Regions from separate parts of the Mus musculus genome. Here region 1 is linked to region 2. A link is a loop called in an ENCODE intact Hi-C map of the cell type or tissue named here. Cell type or tissue: left cerebral cortex. All regions are shown on one strand. Each heading gives the region's core, and the rest is flanking DNA. Links, peaks and the distances in the headings are about the cores only.

The links. Hi-C counts contacts between places; a loop is a spot of excess contacts. Peaks named below come from ENCODE experiments on the same cell type or tissue, not always from the same donor. Only the 100,000 strongest peaks of a DNase experiment are listed, where the experiment ranks them.
Region 1: it touches region 2 in a loop (2.3-fold over the local background); 16 of 42 quality-filtered maps call a loop at or near these places.

Annotation. Positions count from the first base shown.
Region 1 is chr5:121,793,776-121,799,151 of GRCm38, reverse strand. Atxn2 (ataxin 2) reads right to left here. Exons shown (of 25, transcript NM_009125.2): 15 at 3,904-4,214; 16 at 2,716-2,779; 17 at 1,777-1,929; 18 at 1,361-1,427. Among named protein-coding and RNA genes, the nearest start is that of Mir7031, 23 kb to the left of the region's middle. In left cerebral cortex, for the core only: a CTCF peak has its summit at 3,176 (motif pointing left); no DNase peak of the experiment used is centred there.
Region 2 is chr5:121,840,085-121,845,460 of GRCm38, reverse strand. No RefSeq gene overlaps it. Among named protein-coding and RNA genes, the nearest start is that of Gm32422, 4.6 kb to the right of the region's middle. In left cerebral cortex, for the core only: CTCF peaks have their summits at 2,454 (motif pointing right) and 4,027 (motif pointing right); DNase peaks (open chromatin) are centred at 1,864, 2,563 and 3,203; H3K4me3 peaks cover 708 bases; H3K27ac peaks cover 967 bases.

The DNA of each region.
Region 1 (5,376 bases), core at 152-5,151, 46 kb after region 2:
CACAGCACTTGGGGAAAATGTCCGCAGCATCACATAGCAGCTCACTGCCACCTAGACTCAGTTCCAGCACAGCCAACACCTGATCTGAGGCCTTAGCTACACAGCAAGTCCGATGAGGCCAGCCTGGCTATAGGAGCATCTTCTCAGCAATAAAGAGCGGCCAGTGTGGTGGTGCACGCCTTTAACTCTAGGATTGCTGTTTGAGGTTAACCTGGTCTACATAGCCAGTTCCAGACCAGTGAGGGTTACACAGTGAGACTATGGCTGAAAACAATTCCAAATAAACCACAAACAAAAAAAAAATTCTGATAAAATTTCAATTTAGACTTCAGCTTGAAATTTCTAAAATTTATTTCTTTTGGCAAAAAATACCAAACAGAGGCTAGAGAGAATTATCAGTTAAGGCACTTGATGTTCTTACAGAGGATCAGAGTTCAGGTTCCCAGCATGTACAAGGCAGCTCACAGCTGTCTGTGATACCAGTCCCAGGGGTTCTGCTGCCTTTTTTTGGCTTCCGTGTGTCCATACAGTACAAGTACAAACACGCTAGCAAAATGTTCATATATAGAAAAAAAATACAGATATTTATATGTGTATGAGTGTTTTGCCTGCATGTATATTGATACATGTGTGTATGCCTGGTATGCATGGAGTCCAGAAGAGGGCACTGGATTCCCTGGGACTGGAGTTAGTTACAGATAAGTCGTGAGGCACCACGTGAGAGCTGGATATCAAGCCTGGGTCCTCTGCAAGAGCAGCATGCACTCTTAACCAATGATCCAATTCTCCAGCCTCAAAATGCATCTTTAAAAAGAAGGCCGAGTGTAGTGGGCACACCTTTAGTGCCAGCACTTGGGGGGGCAGGAAGATTTATAGGAATTCCACAAAAGTCTGGTCTATAAAGTAAGTTCCAAGCTAGTCAAGGCTACAAGGTAAGAGAGAGAGAGACTCTGTGTGGGGGTAGGGTAGGGTGGAGTGTGGGTGGTAAAGGTGTAGGTGACTGGGATGGGGATGGACATTTATTGGGTTGGCAAGATGGCTCATCAGGTAAAGGTATTTGTGGCCAAATCTGATGACCTGAGGTTGATCCTAGAACCCACCAGGAGGAACTCCTACAGTGTTCTTTTAACCTCCATGTATACTGAGTGCACACATGCACATACCCACACACCACATACAAAGTTTATTTATATTTTTTTCTCTCACATGATTACTATGTGATCACTTGAATACTCACGTTGGCCATCACAAGTGAACACATACCCTGTGAATTCAAGCTGAAGCCAACTATTCATTGCACACAGGTGCTAAACTCATGCAGCATGCAGACACAAGCAAACACAGGCAGGGTTATTCTCACCTTTACCTGCTCTATATGTCTTGGCTTGGTTCACAGGCATGGGCGTCATAGGTATTGGGTATAAAGGCTTGAGGGAATTGAAAACACATCATTAGATTCATATGGTAACAATATATTCATTCTATCACTGTCTTTTAATGTGATCTGGCCAGTGTTTTCTTGATTCCCTGTGAGCTATTCAAATTAATACCCACAACTAAAAGGAACAACTCTGGCCTATAGTAAATGTAAGTCATTTTTTTCTGAAAATTAATCCTAAAACTTAGATCCACATGCTAATGATACAATACACCACCCCTACCCACTGCCCACTCTTAACACTACTTGCTATCAGGTGTCCCACTTAGTGCCCACCTAGGACACTTGTGCTAAATGCAAGCTATGGTGTCCAGCAAATTGTAACCCATGGAACTTACTTGTACGCCCGGGCTCACTGGGACGGGATACATCATATTGGGTGCGAAGCACACAGGCTGAGTGTACACTGGAGCTGGCTGCTGATGACCCACCATAGATGGGCTGGGTTGTGCTTGAGGCCGAGGTGACGTTGGGGTAGTAGAAGGCTTTGGCTACAAAACAACAACAACAACAAAAACAGAATTCAACATCAACTCTGTCAAGATGAAAAGCATCTATGAAAACAATATTCAAAGCAGCTTCCCTGATTGTTCTGCCTATTTGTTTTTAACTAGCATTTTTTTATTCTAAAGATAAAGCAAAGCAAAACAAACAAACAAACAAACAGGCAAACAAAACATCCAGAGGCTAGCATGTAAGAAGTTGATTCAGTTTCCAGGGGTTAAAAAAGGGAAAACTTAGGCTGCAGACATTTCTCAGTGTTAGAGGGCTGGCATAAACACAGATTTGGTATCAACACTGTATCATATCTAATCAAGCTAAAATATTTATCAATGAAAAAAAGATATAAAAATTGTAATAATTTTACAAGGAACCAGAAAAGGTCTATCCATTTTTTTCTTTTCATTTTTGTGTTTTGGGGTGGGGATCTCACTATGTGGCCCAAACTGACCACAAAATCATGACCCTTTTGCCCCGGTCTCCTGTTTGCTAAGAATACAGGCATGTTCTCCTATGCCTTCCCGAGGAAATGGACTCTCTTGTGTAGTTAGTGAGTGGGCTTCTTTGGCCTGACAGCCTCAGTCGTTGTGAGCTTACACTGAGCTGTCCCTCACAGCGGCACAGCAGGACTGACAAGCTTGGGGACATCCCACAAGCCTGGAGGCCAGGCTGTCTCAGGGTCCTACAACTGGGCTCAGTCAGATGGGAGCTCAGGAGAAAGCCATGAAGAGCGCAGTGACGTCTCTTCAGACCAGCTGTAAAAGGCTAGCGCTTACCTGAGAGAAAGAACGAGGGTTGAACTCCTTTGCATTGGGATTCAATGTCGATTTCCTAACCTGCCTAAGAAAGAAAGAAAACAACAAGCAGGCCAGTGAAACATCATGGGGCTGCGGCTTTCTCAACTGCGCCACACTCGTCAGCTTTCAGAGGATTGCTGACATAGAGCAGATGTGAGTAACTCTCCATGTCTCAGTCTCCTTTACTGAAACACACACCTCTGCTGCTTAATCTGATGAAGAAACTAACCATACGAGAACAAATGAAAACCAAAGAAACCACATCCCTCAAAAGCAATCACCGAATATTTCAACTGGTAAGTCGCAGCCCCTTAAAAGGGTGCCTAATGAGGTTAAGTGACAGCTAAACAGCTGCCACTCCATAGGACTGGGTTTATTAATCCATCTATCTATAACTACAGTTTCAGGCATCTGACACCCTCTTTTGGCCTCTGAAGGTACAGCAAGTGTGTGGTGTACAGACAGACAGGCAGATAAAACACCAATGCTTAATGAGTTCACAGTAGTTCTAATTTTTTTTTTTTTTTAAAGATTAGGCCTTGCAATGGATCCAGGCTGGCCTCAAACTTAGGATCAACAGCCTCAGATGCCCAAGTGCTGTGTTAACAAAGCCCTTCCACCACCTGTAGCATACGCAGCAATTTTAAATGTGTCAAAATGTTTTAATCACATGCCTTGGGTTTACCATTGCTCTAGTAAAATTATTTTTCTGCAAATCAAGAATAAATAGTTCAAGTACAATTAGTTTTTTTTTTTGTTATCCAGAACACAAAAAGGGAGTGGTGATTATGTCTGAGGCTAACCCACTAGTTTATCTATTTAAGTGCTTTTAAATGCCAGATGCACAGAAATAAGGTTTATAAAGATGTGCTTATCAACTAAACATTTCCTCAACTGGGGCAGCAAATAGTCCTTGCAGACTGCAGGGTTAGGCAGAACCAGAACCCCGAGACAGGGCATTCAAATTTAAACTCTTATCTCCATAGAAGTAGCTTTTCTTACCCCCACAGCTGCAAACAAGTCAGAATGGGAAGAATGCTAAGAACCCAATGACTAGATTCAGCTCAGATTTCTAACCCCAGCTCTATGTAACAGTTACTATGGAACAGAAAACCCCTTAAAGCAGGTTACTCGGAGAGAGCATGTGCTGAGACCCAGGTTACTCACTCTGTTGTGTCTTTCTTCTCTTCTCTGTCATCCTTCTCTTGTTTGCAGGCTGGGCTGGAAGTCTGCACCCCTTGGGATGTGACCTCAGGCCCCCTCTTGTGCTCTGCATTACTAAGCATGGAAGGGGAGATGCTAGGGCTGTTGGTCTTGCTGCTGCCACTGGTACAGTTGCTGCTGCTGCTGCTGCTGTCAATGAAACTATCCTTAGCACTTGCTTCCGTTTTATCTTTAATCAAATCTCGTGACTTTTCTCCTTCTCTATTTTTGCTTAGTAGTTGATCCATAGATTCAGATGTAGAGCTTGGCTGTAACTAAATATAAGAAATAATTTCCCATTAAGTATAAGCCAAGTAGTATGTGATGGCAATGAAAATACTTTGAATAGGTTTTCTGTTTTCATTATTTTCAGAATATGGCCTTTTTGGTGGACTTGTCTGTTTGTTAAGACAGAACAGGGTCTCTGTGTGTAACCTGAGTGTAGCTGTACTGGAACTCTCTATGTAGACCAGGCTGGTCCTGAACTCACTGTGATCTGCCTTTCTCCGCCTCCTGAATGCTGGAAGGAACTAAAGGCCACCATGCCTGGCTCAGAATATGCATTTTTCAGGCACAAATAACAGAATGATACACAACACAATTTTAGGAACCAGTATCCAAGACTAGTTATTAGCCAGGCTGAACATGGTGGCACAAACCTTTATGTTCAGCACTCATGAAACAGAGGCACGTCTGAGAGTTAGAGACCACCTTAGTTTTTACATAGTGAGTTCCCAGAGAGCAAGCAGGGCTATGTAGAGAGACCATGTCTCAACCTCCCGCCCCTGTCGCCCAAGGCATAACAAAAAAGAATTAACTATTAGACTGATGGTGGCTCATGCCTGCAATTTCAGAATTGGAGAGGCAGAGGCAGTGGCTGACAGTGAACAAGATGCAACAGTTCCGACTGCCTAGACACAGGAAGGTGGGAAGCTACCATGTGGCGCAGAAAGAAAAAGCAGCCTCCATGAAGGAATAGCTCCTGAAGAGATCAACATCTAATCTAAACAAAAACTAATTTTAAAATCCCAACAGCATGAGAAAGGGGAAAGGGAGAGAACAGGAGATGGAATGTGCTCAGAGTGTATCATCGACATTTATATGAATGTGCTTATGAAACCTAGGACAATATACAATGACCATACGACAACTTCCTAAACTTAAAAATTAGGGCTGCAGTGATGGCTCAGTAGACATTTGCACGTTCTGTTTTTGCAGAGGACCCAGGTTCAGTTCCCAGCACTTGCATGGTCACAATCTCTAAAATTTTAGTTTCAAGGGATCTGGTGTCCTCTTTGGGCTCTGGGTACAGGCATAAATGTAGTGCACTTACATACATACTGTAGTGGCTATTCCTGGTTGTCAACTTGACTATATTTGGAATGAACTACAATCCAGAATTGGAAGGCTCACCAGTGACCCTTCTCTGGAGGCTGG
Region 2 (5,376 bases), core at 55-5,054:
GTTCACTTCCTTCCTTCCTTCCTTCCTTCCTTCCTTCCTTCCTTCCTTCCTTCCTCCCTCCCTCCCTCCCTCCCTCCCTCCCCCCCCCTCCTTCCCTCCTTCCTTCCTGTCCCGGGAGCATTTAGAATGCATCCTACTGTCCCAGGTACTCAGAAAATAAGTTTCTAGAAAAAGGGGGATGGGCCGGGCGTGGTGGCGCACGTCTTTAATCCCAGTACTCGGGAGGCAGAAGCAGGCAGATTTCTGAGTTCGAGGCCACCCTGGTCTACAAAGTGAGTTCCAGGACAGCCAGGGCTATACAGAGAAACCCTGTCTCAAAAAAACCGAAAAGAACAAAAATGGGGGGGGGGGGGATGGGAGGGCTGGAGAGGTGGCTCAGCCGTTAAGAGCACTGACTGCTCTTCCAGAGGTCCTGAGTTCAATTCCCAGCAACCACGTGGTGGCTCACAACCACCTATAATGGGATCTGATGCCCTCTTCAGGTATGTCTGAAGACAGCTACAGTGTACTCATATTCCTAAAATAAGTAAATAATTCTTTTTTTTTAGATTTATTTATTATTATATGTAAGTACACTGTAGCTGTCAGTGCTCTTAACTGCTGAGCCATCTCTCCAGCTCAGTAAATAATTCTTTAAAAAAAAAAAAAAAAAAGCACCTCTCCATGATGGGCCGATGAGATGGCTCCATAGGTGAAGACGCTTGCCCCTGAGACTCACTGCTTGAGTTGGCTCCCCAGGATCCATGAGGTGCAAGGAAAAAATCAGCTTCCCACAGTTGTCCTAGGAATTCCAGGTGTGTGTGTGTGTGTGTGTGTGTGTGTGTGTGTATTGTGGGAAACACAACAGAAAAGAAAGCATATTTTAAAACTCCACACGGATCGGGCCGGGGAGATGGTCGCTTGCCATGCAAGCATGCCGACCTGAGTTCAGAAGCAGAGTCCGCAGAACTAGCCAGGCACCCCGATTTACATCTGTGGTCCCAGCATTCAGGAGCTGGGGACAGAAGGAACCATGGGGCTGGCCAGCCACAAAGTCTTCCCTGGGAGCTGCCCCTTAACAAGGAACTGGTATGATTCTCCATCGCTCTCCACTGGCCTGGGACAGGAAAGACCAGAGCCCTCCACTTCAGGAGCCCTCTTCTGATGCACGCGGGGAGCCATCACAAAACAGACGTATAGGGACCTGAAGACCTCCTCCAGTGGTGGATTGGGATGTGCAAGTGTAAGCCAGATAAACCCTTTCCTCCTCAGCTCACTTCTGGTCCTGGGGTTGCATGGTAGCAGCGGTGGCCCTGACTAGGGCAGTGGGGTGCTGGTCTCTCCCTCATTTTACAGATGAGGGGATTGAGGCTTAGGGAAGTTGCAGACCTGCCCCTCCCCACCTCCCCTTCCTCCCCAAGGCTGCTTTCACCAGCCTGGAATTTAGAGTCACCAACTTCCAACTCAGACCTGCCTGCCATTTTGCCTCAATGATTCATGGTCTCCAGAGTGCTTTGTTCCTGCAACTCTGAGGGGGAGCCCAAGGCCCCATCCATACAAGGTGAGTGAGTGCTTTAGCACCCCCCCACCCCCCACCCCCCAGGCTTCAACTTGGGTGTGGTACCTCCACACAATGGAATGTTTCTCAGCTGTCAAAAGGATTGCAGCCAGCGCTACCCATTGCTTTACAGCATGGATGATCGCTTATGGGGAAGCAGATGAACGCAAGGGCCACGTGTGACTCTGCAACACCAGCCAGCCTTATCCGAGAGAGTAGAATGCCAGCTCCATCTGTCCTGGAATTCAGGCAAGGGAATGAGTATTGCTTACAAGTCACGACCACTTTCTGTCACAGAAAGCTACACCCCTCCCGGGAACTAGGGCTGTCTTTAGGCGGAGGTCACGTTTCAGGTGGTTTTGAAGGGTGCGTAGGAGTTGACCACACAGGAGGAAGGGAGAAGCAATGGGAGAATGAGATGAGTTCCTTAGCCAGGGCATGGCTGCTTGGCAAGTACTTGATGAGTCTGAGGTAATAGGGAGCTCTGGCTGGCACATAGATAGCCACCTGCCTCTGCCTCCTGAGTGCATTGATGTAAGCCTCCATGCCCAGCTTGGAGTTCTTTCTTATCCTGGCTTTACGATGAGGAAATGAAAGCTAGAAGATACTAAGTCGCTGGGGGCGTGGCTCAGAGGCCGACTGGGTTGCCAAGCCGGTGCGCCAAGCCCTGGGATCCCGTCCCCAATATCTTCCTCCTCCCCTCAGTCTTCCCTCCAAAGAAAGGGGGGTGAATGGGGAACCAGATAAATGATTGATTGTTTGTTTGTTTGTTTGTTTGTTTGTTTGGAAGAGCGCCTTCTGAGGGAGAGAACCCTCTTGAAACCCAGGTTTTCCACCTTTGGTGGCGCTGAAGCCGGAGGGGACCGGGTCTCTCAGGGCGGCAGGTTGCAGTTGCGCTGCCGCCCATGACCAGCAGAGGGCGCGCGAGCCTCGTGCCCGCTGCAGTCGTCAGGCACCCGCCCAGGAAGCGCGCGTGGATCCGGGAGAGGACCGGAGTCTCCGAGCTGCGGAGCAATTAGGGTCCTTTAATTACCGGGATTGGAAGTGGACGAGCCTCGAGGGGCCTCGGGGCACTGAGTCACTTCCCCAGAAACCAGATTCCCAGGGCCGGCGGAAGAGAGGGCGGCTGCACTTCCCTGCGCCGGGTGCTGCCCAGGACTGGGCTGAAGCCAAGACCAGGACCCACGGGGGTGGGGCATGGGCAGTGGGTGCAGGTTCCTGTTGGCCAGTCCACCGCTTTGCGGTCTTGGCGAGGGTTCCTGCGTCTCTGTGCCTCAGTTTCTTCCTCCATCAAGTGGAATAGAGCAGCCCCCTTCCCCTGCATACTGTTGGCCAAGCAAGTTGTGAGCCCGTGGAAAACCCTCCAAATTGTTTCTGCAGGACCCACGCGAGGTGGCCCACACATATAAACCCAGCACTCAGGCAGAAGGCTTCAAGTTCACAGCCATCCTGCGCTACTTAGTGAGTTCCAGGACAGCCTAGGTCAGCCTCAAAGCCAACACAAACACTTAATAATCATTAATTATTCTCCTATCGCTGTCCTTTATTTCCAGCGCTGGGTACAGTAGATGAGAGAGCCCCCGGGCAGAGTGACTGCTTCAGGCCCTCTGTATCTCTGTGACCTTGGCTCTGGGCCTGTTTCTTCATAAATGTAGGGCAAATAAACAAACAGCCCCTTCCTTCACAGCAGGCATGGCCTTGGCTGGGCGCACAGAGTCGCGGCATGACACCTGACTATACATGTACTGAGCAGGGACTTGTGGCAGACTTCACGTGGAAGGGCCACGGAGAGCACAGAAAAGGGAACCCTAGCCCCAGAGAGGAAGCAGCGGGGATAGATGAAGCCTGGCTCCTTAGCTCAGCAGATCAGATCCACAGGAGTCCTTCTTGGGAGTTCTGAGTACAGAAGCTCCAGCAGATGTGCGTAAGCTACGCCAAGGCCAAAGCTGCCCTCTGAGCCTCTTTCAGCCATTGCTGAATCCAAGTATGGGGAGCAGATTAGATAAACACCATAGAACCTTCTTAAGCTCTGTATTAGCTAGCAATTGCTGTGTAACAAACTGCCCCCTTCCCCGCACCCCCAACCCGGGGTCAGTCGTTTCATAGGCAACAGTCTCCTTCACTGTCACAAGGTCTTGGAAATTCAGATAAAGTTTTCCTGAATTGCGACTCAAGGTCATGAAGTAGGGTGGAGTCTCAAACGGAATCCAGGCTTGGCCGCTGGATGTTTCCTGTAACGCTAGCAGTTGGGGAGGCTGAGGCAGGAGGATCAGGAGTTTCCTTCCGGTCAGGGTCATGGCACCTGTGTGGAGGTCAGGGGACAACATATAAGAGTCGATTGTCCCTCCCCTTATGTGGGTCCCAGAGATGGAACTCAGGTCACCAGACTTGACACCAAGCACCCTCACCTGCTGAGTCATCTTACCAACCCAAAATAAAACAGAGAAATCTTATTTTTAAAGATTTTAATGTCATGGGTCTGAGTATTTGCATGTGTGTACCTGCAGAGGCCAGAAGAGGGCGTTGGATCACCTGGAAATGTAGTTACAGGTTGTAAGCAGCCATGTGGGTACTGGGAACCTAACCCAGGTCCTCTGCAAGAGCAGCCAGCACTCTTAACTACTGAGCCATCTCTCCATCCCCATAAAGATCTTCTTAATATTTTAAATTTATTTTTTTGAAAATTTCATACATATGTAATTTCTATTTTTTTCTCTTCATAAATACTTCTGTTTGAGACAGGTTTCTCTGTGTAGCTCTGGCTGTCCTGGAACTCACTTTGTAGACCAGGCTGGCCTCAAACTCAGAGATCTGCCCGCTTCTGCCTCCTGAGTGCTGGGATTAAAGGCATGTGCCACCACCACTACCAGGCCATAAATGCTAATTTTTAAAAAGGAGCTGGAAATCCAGCATGTGGCACATGCCTGTCATCCTAATATTTGGGGTGCTGAAGCAAGAGGGTTACCATGGGCTTGAGGACAACATGGGCCACACAACAAGACCCTTTGAAAACAAAAATCAAAAGTGGGGGCTATTGGGTCTGTCTTTGGTGGGAACTCTTAAGGTCTGGCTAACCCCTCCCAAGATGGCGTCCTTCCACATCTGCTCAGGCCTGGTGGCCTGTGGCCTCTTCATGAAGCAGTGGGAATGTCCATGCTGAAGAAGTCCTCCTGTGTCTGCCTGCCCACTGCTGGAATATTATAAGTGTGCCAGCATACCAGCTGTATATTTAATTTATTTTTCAGCACAAAGCCTCAACTATGTACTTCTGGCTGGCCTGGGACTCAGGGTGATCCTCCTGCCTCTGCCTCCAGAGTGCTGTCTTTACGCTTGTGAGCCATGGTGGCAGCTTGAGTTGCATGTTTTAATTAACATTAAGATTATACGTACAGGGTGGGTCTGGAGGCTCACACCTGTCAATGCTTAGCACCGGAAAGGCAGAGGCTGGAGAATCTCAAGTCGGAGGCCACCTGGGCAACAGAGCAAAGTTCTTGTCTCAAAAGCCCAGTAACAAAGCCAACTCTAATAGCACGAGCTGTTACCTTGGCTACTCAGAAGGCAGCGGCAGGAGGATGCTGAGTTGAATGCCTTCCTTGACCAAGTCTCAGGCTAGCTGGGCAAACCAATGAGACCATGCCTCAAAATAAAAAGTAAAGAGAGTTTTTTTTTTGTTTTTTTTTTTTTTTTTTTTTTTTTTTTTTGTTAAAAGTCCTGGGTTTAGCCGGGCATGGTGGCACACGCCTTTAATCCCAGCACTCTGGAGGCAGAGGCAGGCAGATTTCTGAGTTTGAGGCCAGCCTGGCCTACAAAGTGAGTTCCAGGACAGCCAGGTCTATACA